Linked DNA regions of Homo sapiens: regions 1, 2 and 4 are each linked to region 3. A link is a contact called in ENCODE Hi-C or POLR2A ChIA-PET data. All regions are on one chromosome and are shown on one strand. Each heading gives the region's core, a stretch centred on a gene start or an enhancer-like site at or near the end of the contact. The rest is flanking DNA. Distances are from core to core; before and after follow the strand shown. Region 1 holds the start of KRIT1 (KRIT1 ankyrin repeat containing). Region 2 holds the start of BET1 (Bet1 golgi vesicular membrane trafficking protein). Region 3 holds the start of DMTF1-AS1 (DMTF1 antisense RNA 1). Region 4 holds the start of PEX1 (peroxisomal biogenesis factor 1).

What was found. A loop is a pair of places that touch in the nucleus more often than their neighbours do. ChIA-PET counts read pairs that join two places held with the same protein, here RNA polymerase II (POLR2A). Pooled maps may share reads with other maps.
Region 1: a pooled map shows a loop between it and region 3 (26-fold over the local background). The contact joins the promoter of KRIT1 here to the promoter of DMTF1-AS1 in region 3. A Hi-C loop is called at or near these places in 7 of 50 pooled maps.
Region 2: a map of CD8-positive, alpha-beta T cell shows a loop between it and region 3 (19-fold over the local background). The contact joins the promoter of BET1 here to the promoter of DMTF1-AS1 in region 3. A Hi-C loop is called at or near these places in 2 of 168 maps with a recorded cell type or tissue (CD8-positive, alpha-beta T cell and naive thymus-derived CD4-positive, alpha-beta T cell) and 6 of 50 pooled maps.
Region 4: a pooled map shows a loop between it and region 3 (9-fold over the local background). The contact joins the promoter of PEX1 here to the promoter of DMTF1-AS1 in region 3. A Hi-C loop is called at or near these places in 1 of 37 single-sample maps with no recorded cell type and 5 of 50 pooled maps. POLR2A ChIA-PET finds 5 or more read pairs at or near these places in 1 of 52 experiments (A673).

Annotation. Positions count from the first base shown.
Region 1 is chr7:92,244,496-92,247,195 of GRCh38, forward strand. It overlaps KRIT1 (KRIT1 ankyrin repeat containing), which reads right to left and starts at 1,419. Exons shown (of 19, transcript NM_194454.3): 1 at 1,295-1,419; 2 at 407-676. ANKIB1 (ankyrin repeat and IBR domain containing 1) reads left to right here and starts at 1,479. Exons shown (of 20, transcript NM_019004.2): 1 at 1,479-2,024. RefSeq lists an enhancer at 1,300-1,594 and a silencer at 1,525-1,914.
Region 2 is chr7:94,003,025-94,005,724 of GRCh38, forward strand. It overlaps BET1 (Bet1 golgi vesicular membrane trafficking protein), which reads right to left and starts at 1,331. Exons shown (of 4, transcript NM_005868.6): 1 at 1,174-1,331. The coding sequence starts at 1,192. RefSeq lists enhancers at 541-1,147, 1,148-1,753, 1,208-1,257, 1,268-1,897.
Region 3 is chr7:87,151,185-87,153,884 of GRCh38, forward strand. It overlaps DMTF1-AS1 (DMTF1 antisense RNA 1), which reads right to left and starts at 1,309. Exons shown (of 2, transcript NR_136253.1): 1 at 1,118-1,309; 2 at 239-474. DMTF1 (cyclin D binding myb like transcription factor 1) reads left to right here and starts at 1,269. Exons shown (of 18, transcript NM_001142327.2): 1 at 1,269-1,371. RefSeq lists enhancers at 339-902, 818-1,057, 903-1,464.
Region 4 is chr7:92,527,152-92,529,851 of GRCh38, forward strand. PEX1 (peroxisomal biogenesis factor 1) reads right to left here and starts at 1,369. Exons shown (of 24, transcript NM_000466.3): 1 at 1,156-1,369. The coding sequence starts at 1,284. RBM48 (RNA binding motif protein 48) reads left to right here and starts at 1,644. Exons shown (of 5, transcript NM_032120.4): 1 at 1,644-1,773; 2 at 2,325-2,515. The coding sequence starts at 1,663. RefSeq lists enhancers at 788-967, 1,568-1,947 and a silencer at 1,198-1,427.

The DNA of each region.
Region 1 (2,700 bases), core at 169-2,668, 5.1 Mb after region 3:
CCCCAAAATATTCTTAAAATTCATTTTCAAGAACTATTCGTACTTGACTACTTAAAATCTACATTCTTCCAGTGACATGAAAGAAGGAAACAAAGGCTTAACAGGAAAATAACAAAAGTAACTAACATAGGAAGGTAAAACTGCTAAGGGAGAAACACAGACAAACTGATAGAAAATGAGTAGCTTGAACTAAAATACAAGAAAGGTATAACTAGAGTTTGCAATATGTTTAGACTGAGTCTGAGATGAGGGTTCAAGTGAATAAGTACAGGAAACGTGGCATTTTGTTATATGGCTCACTCCATTCTGGAAAATGTTAGGCACAAATGATAATATGCTCCCTAAGTAATAAGATCTTATAAATAAAGCAGTGGAAGTGGTCCTTAATTAGGGGGGTGGCACCTACCTGGGATCACTGGAAAATATGGAGGGCATTTCTGGTTGTCACTATGACTGATGAGGGGAGATGTACAACTGCCATTTAGTGTCCATGGAACAGGTTTGCTAACATCCTCTTAGTATGCTAGACAGCGTTTGCAAACAGAAACTGTAAAGGCACATATGCACTCCAGAAGGGTAAGAAAATAATGAGGCTGAGATCCTGAGTTGGACCACCGAGATGAAAGACTTCTGGTGAGGCTAAAAACATGTAGAAAAAGCGATGAAAGCCAAAAACCTTAAAAGGTGGAGAAAAGTGTAGAGGCGAGAAGTGAGTTACAGGGGGAGAAGTGAGTTAGAATGACAAGCTGTGAATCCCTTTCCCTGCAATGACAAAAATACGTAATCACTCTGCCTGGGAGGTTTTTTCCTGCGCCACCACCCGTCAACGTCCACTACTGGGGAAAAACGTAAGCCTCTTTGCTCAAAGAGTTTCCACCCAAAAAGTGGCTATGGTTTCTCTGTAACTACATGTGAAAAATAAACTCCTTGCCTGGGGCAACTAGATGTGGAGATGGTTCAGTCTCCCACCTCCGTTTTCCCTCGCTGGAGTCGAACTTGCTCCTCCTGTTTCCCGAAGGACACCGAGAGGTCCCACCCGTACGGGCTGCCGCGAGTGCCTCTCTGGCCGCTACATTCAACTAAATGGGTGGGACAGTCACCTGGCGAGGGGGGGCAGGGACCGTCACCGCTTTCTCATTCCTCCTTCCCTCCTCCCAGGCACAGCAGCCCGGCCCAGCTTCCTGTGGCAGAAAAACCCTCAGTCGCCAAAAGAAAGCCGTCTTGAGGGTTCCCCCGCGCTCCCACCCGCGCCCCAAAAGCTCAGGTCTCTGGAGTCGGAGACCCTCCTGCCCACCTGCTCTTTACTGTCCTTCCCTCTCCTCGCACCTCAGCACCATTCACCCCTCACCCTCTCCCGAAACTACGGGGTCCCAGGTCTTCAAAGGCCTTAGCTTTCCACCCCGCCGTTACCGTGGCTATGAAATCGCTTCCGGGTTCACACCCTTTGCAGCCTCGCGGTTGGCGGTGAAAGAGCTTCCGGGTCGGCGGCCGGGCTGCTGCCGTTCCTGCTCCTTTTCACTGGACCTGCAGTCTCTCAGGGGCTGGTGGCAGGCGACTAGGAGACTAGGGTGGTGGCGGTGGGGGTGCCAGCGGCTGAGCCGGAGCCGGAGCCGGAGGCGGGGGAGGGGAAGAGGGCGGCCGGGGCTGCGAGCGCGCAAGGCTGGAACATGAGCCGGGCTTGACCGCGAGGCGGAGGCAAGAGCCACCGCCCCCTCTTCCCCTCCCCCGAGTGAGGCGGCGCAGCGGCCGGAGAGGGATGGGGGGCGCCCACCCAGTCTGAGCCTCGCCGCGGGCGCCTTCGGCTCACGCAGCGCTTCCCGCGGGCCGCCAGTGCGCACCCTCGGCCACATCAGCCTCCGCCTGGCGGGTGCACCCGGGCCGGCGAGGAAGGGGCAACCGTCCGGGTGGGTGGGGCGGGCTGGGTACCTGAGGTCACCAGCTCGGCTGTAGAGGCAGGGGCGGCGGAGGCGGAACTGCGGAGTTGCTGGGTCCACCGACCCTTACCCTCAGCGAGAGAAGTAACCGTAAGTCTCAGCTTCGCGGTACAGATGTGTTTGAGGCTGCCTCTACCCATTTGTGGCTCCGAGTTCAGAGCTACCTACTTCACACCCTCCCGGATCTACTAGGAGTGTGTCTGTCGCCTGTTTTGGAGCATTGTTGTTCTGTCTGTCCCCATCCCTGAACAGGCAGCATTCTCTGCCCTACAGGGCTTTTCTCCCAGCGAATTTGCAAGCCTCCGGGTCTCCGTGACGCGTCCCATCCTCCCCATCTGGATGCATCTCCTTGTCCCTCTGTCCTCAAAGGATCTGTGTCCTTCCTCGCAGCCTCCCCCCCACCCCCATCCTTTGAGACGTGGAAAGCCACGGGTTCTGCCGACCTCGGGGGCTAGAGAGAGTCTTGAGAAGCGGATGGGTAAAAGTGCTCTGCAGGGCTGTGATGGGTGGGGATAGGTGCAGATGGCTCCAGTGAACCTTTATTTTTGCAGCTTCTGCCACCAAAACAAAAGAATGGAGCGCTCCCCTGTATTCTTATTCTTCTCCGTATGTATGAGCTGTTTTTCTGTACGTAGCTGTTTGAGTCGCAGGAAATTGAAACTAGAGCTGTAATAAAGCATCTCCTGAGGAGATTTTGAGAATTAGTCTCCCAAGCTCTATTCACACGGAATGGCATATCGAACAATCTTGTATTGGAATGACCATT
Region 2 (2,700 bases), core at 81-2,580, 6.9 Mb after region 3:
CCTAGACTGGAAGCTTTGGGGATCACAAACAGGGCAACAAACAACTGTATACCTAGAGCTTACTCAAGCACACAATAAATCTTTTTTGGTATTAAGGATGATGAACAAGAAAAACATTTAGACATATAAAGCTAAACTTGCTCAAAATTATTTCTTTTTTTTTTCTCTTCAATTTACCTGGCCCCATTTTCTATGATCTAAGTATTCATAAAAACTTCATTAAAAAAACAAAAAACTTTCTCATACTACAATTTATTGATCAATAAACAAGTCTACGGTTATTGGCAACTTTCACTGACTTTAAATATCTGACACTTTGGGGATTTTTTTTTTCTTTTTTCAATCTTATAATGACTGAGAAAGGTAATATCTTTTTTCAAATGTTTCATTTATTTTCTGAAGTATACTGCACTCTAATTTAGCGGGGTCTTCTTTAAAAAAAAAATCGTGTCCTAAGAGAAAGCTTCAGAACCAGAAAATGCCGTTCTAGTAGCTGTGCGTTACTATAAGGGTCCATTAAAATTCCTTGTGTCTAACTTATTCTTGCTGATGAGCCAGTTTCCTAACCCCAAAGGTAAAGATCAAATGTTAAGTCGCCAAACCTTAACCACGTTCTACTGCCTTAACCGTGGCACAAGGTTCAGATTAAGAAATCGCCTTTGACCCAGAAGTTCCAGTTCCAGGACCTTTAACAATAATGACACATACATTTACCTTTGTAACTCACTGTTACCAGATTAACGACCATTACTAGCGTGCTTTGGGTGCAACCACCCACTCTTCAAATTCCGCTTCTGAAGAAACTAAGATCCAGGGCCAGTAGGGAAACAGAAACCGGAGTCGGGCTTTGGAAAACATAGCAGCGTCCATAACCACGCTCAGTCAATAACACTAAAACACTCGACCACTGAGATGCCACCTGTACACACCCACCCCTAGTCCACTACTTTCTCTAGCCTACCATCCAAACTTGAATCTGACTCAAACTTAAGGAAATTCCAAAGATCTGGGACAAATGGTGTGTTTCCACTCGACATGGACCCCAAAGATCCCCTCTAGACATCCTGTTTTTTGGACCAAATGCCAGGAACATAAGACAGGTTCGATTTCCTCCCGCGCCCCAGCGCTCCCGGTTCTAGGGCCCCGAACTTCGAACCTCAGCCCTCTTCTTACCCAGGCCTGCACGCCTCATCCTGCCAGAGGAGAGAGAGAAAAGGCGGGTGCGGGGCTTTGGGTGAGTAGGAAACAGCTAGGGGCGACCCGGACCGCGTCTTCAGTACCAGGGCCCAGCGAAACACCAACTTCTTCCCCTAAAGCGCCACGACATCAGTGGAGTCTAAACACCGCGCCGGATGATGGCGTCACCACGGCGCTCATTGGAGCCCTGGGAAGAAGGTTGAAAGGCATTCTGGGAAATGTAGTTCACCAACGCATAACGTGTTGCTGAGGGCGTGATGTGAACCCGGTTCCAGGAGCGGACGGGGCGTCCGGAAAAGGGGGCGGCTTCGACTGCGGCTCTGATTCTGGGTCTCTGATCCAACGTTCCCGCTGTTCCGCTCGCAGCCCGCGGGTCGCTGCTTTCAGTTTGTTGACCACCAAGTTTAACCCAGCAGATCTGCTCCTCCCCACCCACAAGAGGATGGTTGGGGTATCTTTCCTGATTTAGCCTCGAACTCCCTCTCACCTCCAGAGACGATTCAGGGAAAGTTAGAGAAAACTTTGTCCAGGTTTCTCAGTTTACAAACAAGTAATCCGACACCCACAGAAGTAACCGATTTGTGCCTTGTAGTATCCAGTAAAGGAAAGAAAACCAGGTTCCTTTGAGTAGGACTCCTGCTCAGATGAGAGCAGACTAGGAAAGGCTGCGGGATCTGGTCAGAGGCACTGAATAGTTAGTTCCCTGTTACTGCATCTGTTGTACTTCTAGAAAGAACCAAGACTTTTAGTTGTTATGGGGACCAAAGGACCCCTAAACGCTCTCCCACTTTTTTTTTTTTAACTTACACAAAGCTTATTGAAATACTGCTTACACAAGGCAGTGTGCCAATTAGGGGTTTAAAACTTGTTGGCGAGTTGGAGGTGTTACTGGTATCGAGGTTAATCCTAGAATTTCATTTTATCTCAGAGGATTTATCGTGAGAATACGATGAAATCGTGGTTTTTGAAGGGAAAACAAAAAAACCTGATACACAGTAGGTGATCAAAATTCACTGGGTGTCTGCGGTTTTGTTGTTGCTGCTGTATATATGGCAGTGGAATCGTCTCCACACTAGAGATTTCCGAATATGTGATCTTTGATCATTTAGCGTTTCCTCATAGTTTCCCAGGACATTATTAACATTGACTATAATACTGGCATAAGTCTCTGCGTTAAGTTGCTTTTGTAAAAAACACATGAAAACAATTTTTAATAAGAGTTATTAACCTGGGAAGGAGGCTTTATCCAATAGTGTTTTGATAGAAAAAAATCATTAAAATAAAACCGCCATTTTCTAAAAGCAATGAAATTAAATAAGCATAATATCAGGGACAATTATTACAAATAAAAGATGGAGATTCAATAAAAGAAATGATAGCTAGGTATCCCTTTATAACTTAAAATCTGTGACAGTCCTTTGGTTAAAAAAATGCATGTTCTATAATTAAAACGTTTAAAAATTGCCTTACAGAAGGCTTGCTGATGGAAATGTAGAAATCGTT
Region 3 (2,700 bases), core at 59-2,558:
ACTCCTAAAGTAAACAAAGCTAAAAGAGGTGAAGTGCCATATCCACTACTAAGAAATGGAGCCAAGATTCACACTCAGGTCTGACTGCCTGAGTCCATACCACGATACTATTCTGCCTCATAGTTTTGCTTACATAAACATTATTATGTACTTATTAAAAAATGGAATGATACACGGCTTAACTCCAACAGAATGCAGAGTGCCACAAATTAGTAATAAAGTTATCAACACAAGAAAATGCTGCTTCTGAGATTTATTTTTGAAAATTAGTCAAACATGTCGATCCTCCAGTAAAGCAAAGCATTTGTAAACTGGTTGTAATCATTTGTTTTCGTTATGAAAGTACTGCCAAAGTGTATTTTGTGAACTGCAACCGGGTAGTTCAGAACACAGGCTTTGGAGCTGAGGCTTCAATTCTAATTCCACCGCCAACTTGGGAGCCCTTGGACACATTCCTTCACTTCTCTTTGGTTCCTGTGTAAAATGGGATTCATTTGTAATAATTGTAGCGATGCACTTAGAACTTATGAACATTAAATGAGTTTAATATACGTAAAACATTTACCTGTCACATACGCACTCAAAGAATGCTGGCTCACATTACAGAACCCAAAGGCTTATTTATCCTTTTCGTTTATAAGGGTATTAAAACGCGTTTTCTATTTAGGATGGGTTTATACGGCTGCAACCCAAGGAGCATCTGTACTTTTAAGAGGAACTGGGCACAGCAAAACAGCATCTTCCTAGTCTAACAGTGAGACTACATTCACAGAGGACACATTTCATCAAGAACGACTTAACACGCCCAGATATCTCATATTATGCCCCTGCGGTAAGGCAAATCAAGTATGAAGACACACACTCCCTGTTTTCTTCAGCACTGAGATCACTGGTTCCCTCCGTTCCACACCGCGGCTCCCTCGGCTCGGAGCCACAGGGAACTATGAAAATCGGCACGCGAGGCCTAAGTGTCCCCAGAACCAGAGGAACCACAGTTGCGTCATAGCAGAAGGACCTCTTTTACAGCATCAGCAGTGGGATAGTCAGTGCCGAGTTTTCCTGGCAGGACAGCCGACAACCACCGCCACAGACCAGTACAAACATTCCAACCCAGGACCTTTTTTCGCGCGCCGACACAGCCGGAAGTGACGCGTACAGCCAGCACGCTGGGCCGCCAGCGGGACAGACGAGCGGGAGGGGCAGCGTGCGGGGAGCTGGGGGCGGGGCGCGGCCGCAGCTCCGTTTCCGGTGGCTCGTCGCGCTCGCTCACTCCAGCTGCAGCCACTCTCGCCCGTGGCTGCTTCCTCCATCCTGGTATTTTTTGGAGCTTCCATCCTGGTTCTTCCAAAGTGCCCGGACCCAAAACAGGAAGTAAGTGCGATGGAACCTTCAGGTTCCAACCGCCGCCAGGGCCGCTCCGCCCAGTGGAGCCTGTCCGGCCCCCTTGCTGCCCGCTAGCTCCCGCCGGCTGGCGCAAGCTGTCGGCGCCGGGGCACTGCGGGCGGGGTCGGAGCCTGGCCTTCCTGACGTTGCAGCTGCCGTCCCCGCACGTTCCGGCCAGGGCCTCCCTCTTAGGGCCGGGCGGTGCCCGTGGCTCAGGCTGCAGAGTAGGGAAGCGAGCGGCTGCCGAGGCACAGCGGCGATCCGGCGGGGGCGGAAAATGGCGGCGGCTTCGGAGGAGCTAAATGGCGCCGGGACCCCTGGGGGGTGGGGTGGGCCGGGAGGTTGAGTAGAGAACTGGGCCAGAAGGAGTGGAGACAGTAAGGAAGCCCTACTTGTTTTCTCGTGGTGTTCTATTTTTAGTTTTTATTTTTGTTACGTTTTCGGTTTTGTTTTATGGTCCAGCGTAGGAGAGGTAGGCTTGGGTGGGGTCGAGAGAGTGGGGGTGGGTCTCGACCCAACTTCCCCCCCTTTGCTTTTTTGTTCTTTTCCCTCGTTTGCGCTTTAGATTCTTCTGTAATTTTGCGGGGGTTCAGCCTTGCTCGGCGATTCACGGCCCAGACATAGAGAATCGGGATAGCTGGCCGAACCGTCTCTCTCAGTCTGACTCTCTTTAAAGAAGGGATGTGGGCTGGGGCGCGGGGACAGTCCTGGTGGAGCACGGAAAATGCGGCTGTAAAGTTGTAATTACCCTATTGTGCCGAGTTCCGAGAAAGTTCTTAAAATTGTTAAGTCCACTTTGTTCTCTAAAATGTACTTCGCTTTGAGAATTTCTTCAGGGAGGTATGTAGAATGTTTTACCACAATCTCCAGAGCAGATTTGAGAGTAGAAGTGGCCAAGTGCCCTTTTGTGCAATTGAATGATAGAGCATATGTCTTTATATAAAATACTCGGTGTAGATAAGGAAAAGGATAATAGTATACAGTATGAGTCAGGACTCCTCCCTTTCTCTCATTGAATTTGTGTAGTTGCTTTTTTCGCAACTCATTCATCTTTGTGTACCTCTTTTTAATGTACATGGATTTGATTATGTGTGCCTCCTTTCTGACAGTCGAGGCTGCATGTTGGGACGTCCTACAAAATGCATATTCTGTGGAATTATTTTTTAATATGACATGTCTTAAGCTTAAAGTGACGCCATTTGGAAAATTTTAAATTATACCTGTATTTTTAATTCGTGGGAGAAAACCATTTGTAGCTTTTAAGCTCCAAATACGAAAATATTCTTCCACTATGTTGAAAGTATTGCAAAATCTGTT
Region 4 (2,700 bases), core at 119-2,618, 5.4 Mb after region 3:
AAATTTAAAACAAAGATCAAGACCACTAAATTCTTAAACAGTGATGAATGTAAGGTAACAACTACATCTTAGGATCAAATTAGAGTTACTGTAAGAAAGCATTCCTACTATTAAGTGCAGATTTGAAAACATGTTGAAAAATCCCATCGAAGCTGACAGAGCACTGAACCAACTTCTACCTGGAACTTGGTGACAGTGACTGATTTGTCTCTAGCCATAAAGCCCATCAAAAACCAAAAGATTGTCTACTTAGTGGTAAAAAATAATAACGACGATGATAGGAGGATTCTGCTGAACTCATGTTTTCAGTGGACCAAAAATATCTTCCCCTAGGTATGGGGAAGTAACTCAAGTGGAAAGAAGGGATGCTTGAAATTATTGCAAACTCTATTCATTGCATAGATTAGCCACTGGTGGGTACCATGCATCCAGGATTTATGAGGATTTCAAATACGCCGTCCTTTTGCCCCCATAAGTACACTCAAACTCGTGAGACCATGTGCCTCTATTTTTAATTATGAAAATATGGACGCTGTATCTCCACCAGTGGTTAGAACTGTGAAACATCCTAACCACAACGTCCAGAAGGGCGACTGATCGCAGAGCTTCAAGTGATCTTAACTACGTTATGTGTTCCTAACACACTACAGCTGTGTTCCGCGTCAGCGACGCAGGGCAGAACCATCATTGTATTAACCTTTCCCGCTCATGGGACGCGGTGCTTAGTCCCCGGGAACCGACAGGGGCTCCGCCAACAACTCTGCGTCCCGCTCTCGCGGCCCGGACGGCAGCAGCGCAGGTTAACTGGAAATGGCTGGCAAGGAAAACACCTTTTAAAATAATAAAAACAAACCACTTCTCAGGAGCTTTTCCAGCCTGGAATAAGGAATATTTATAAAAACAGTGGTAGAATATTAGGACGTTTCTAGGTTCAGTTTCACCAAGTGAAAAGACCTGGGATAAGACGAGCCCAGGGCTGCACTGGACTTGTGGGATCCAGAGACTACCCAGAAGGGCCCTGCCGTCGAGGGACCCTGATCTCTGCGCGCTTCGGCGGCGCCCGGGTGGCAGCCGGTGTCCCGCCGCGTCCCTGAGAGGCTTCGGCCTCGTCCGACCCCAGGCTGAAGATCAGGTGGCTCGGGGCCGGCAGGTTACCTGCAGCAGATGCAGCTGGGCCACGAGACGCCGCGGCAGGTGGAGGAAGCAGTCGCGAGCGTTGGTGAAGGCCACAGTCACTGCCGCCCCGCCTCCCCCAGCACCCGCCAGGCGATCGCTGCCCCACATCGTCCCGGAGCGTCGCTCTGGGTTCGCCCACCCTAGCGCCGCAAAGGACCCGGGACCCGGCAGGCCGAGGACGTCGGAGCCGGAGGAGATCGATCGGCCCCGCCCCCTGCGGCCCCGCCCCCTCTCCCCGCTGCGCATCCTGCCGTAAGCCTGTAGTGGGTGGGACAAGAAAGCTTCTGTCACCCACCGCGCCTCTCCGCCGAGCCGCTCGGGGGCGGCACCTCGTTCATCAAATCTTCGCACGCAGGAAACGATGGCCGACGCTGTCGATTCTCCAGCCAATCCTGGCACTCCTTAACTCATCCCGCTCTCTTATTGGATAAAAGGGAGCTCAGTAGGGCGGATGTTGTCCTCCCTGCGAGGATCAAAGTAGGCAAGATGGCGTCGAGCGGCGGGGAGCTAGGGAGTTTATTTGATCACCACGTCCAGAGGGCGGTATGCGACACACGGGCCAAATATCGAGAGGGACGACGGCCTCGTGCTGTGAAGGTAAAGTGATTTTGGTTTCATTCGCTCTCCTCGGTAGCTTTATGTGAGTGCTAGCGCCATATGACCAGCCTACGGAAATAAAGGCACGACAAGGCTTCCGTCAGATCTGTCTCTCGTTAGAGCTGGCGTGAAGAACCCTCGGTCAGTTACCAAAGATTCTCACGACGCCTTTGGTCAAGTATTAGAACATCAACTCCACGAGAATAGGCCTTGGTTTTAGTCATTGGATCTTCTGTGTTTACAGTACTACTTGGCACAGGTAAGCACTCAGTGAATATTCGTTGAGTGATTGTTCCCAGTGACTTCTACCGACTCAATTTCTGGAAAAAAATGTCGACTGAAGGTAGTCTGTTATATGCCTTAGGTAGCCTCTCACATGGACTGTTATTCTTTATGCAGAAGGAATGGCAGAAATTTCATTTTGTGTTCTTTTGCTGACTGGGTTGAACAGATTATTTCTTGTTTTCAAAGTTCTCTTTAAAAAAAAATAGAGGCAGATTCGTCCTAGGCTTATTTGCGAAATACGTTTAATAACTCTGCATTTCTTTCAGGTATATACAATCAATTTGGAATCTCAGTACTTATTAATACAAGGAGTTCCTGCTGTGGGAGTCATGAAGGAATTAGTTGAGCGATTCGCTTTATATGGTGCAATTGAACAGTACAATGCTCTAGATGAATACCCAGCAGAAGACTTTACTGAAGTTTATCTTATTAAATTTATGAACTTACAAAGTGCAAGGTAATGTGCAAGTTAAGAAATGACTCATTTCCTCATTTCTTCCATTCATATTTCTGTCATTTTGGCCCCAAGTTTCCCTCATTCATAACTGAATTACCCCAAAACGTAATCTAGCATATCTTCCTCCAGCCTTTTTAAAAGTTAACTTTACTGAAACACTGTATCCATCACATCATTCCCATGCT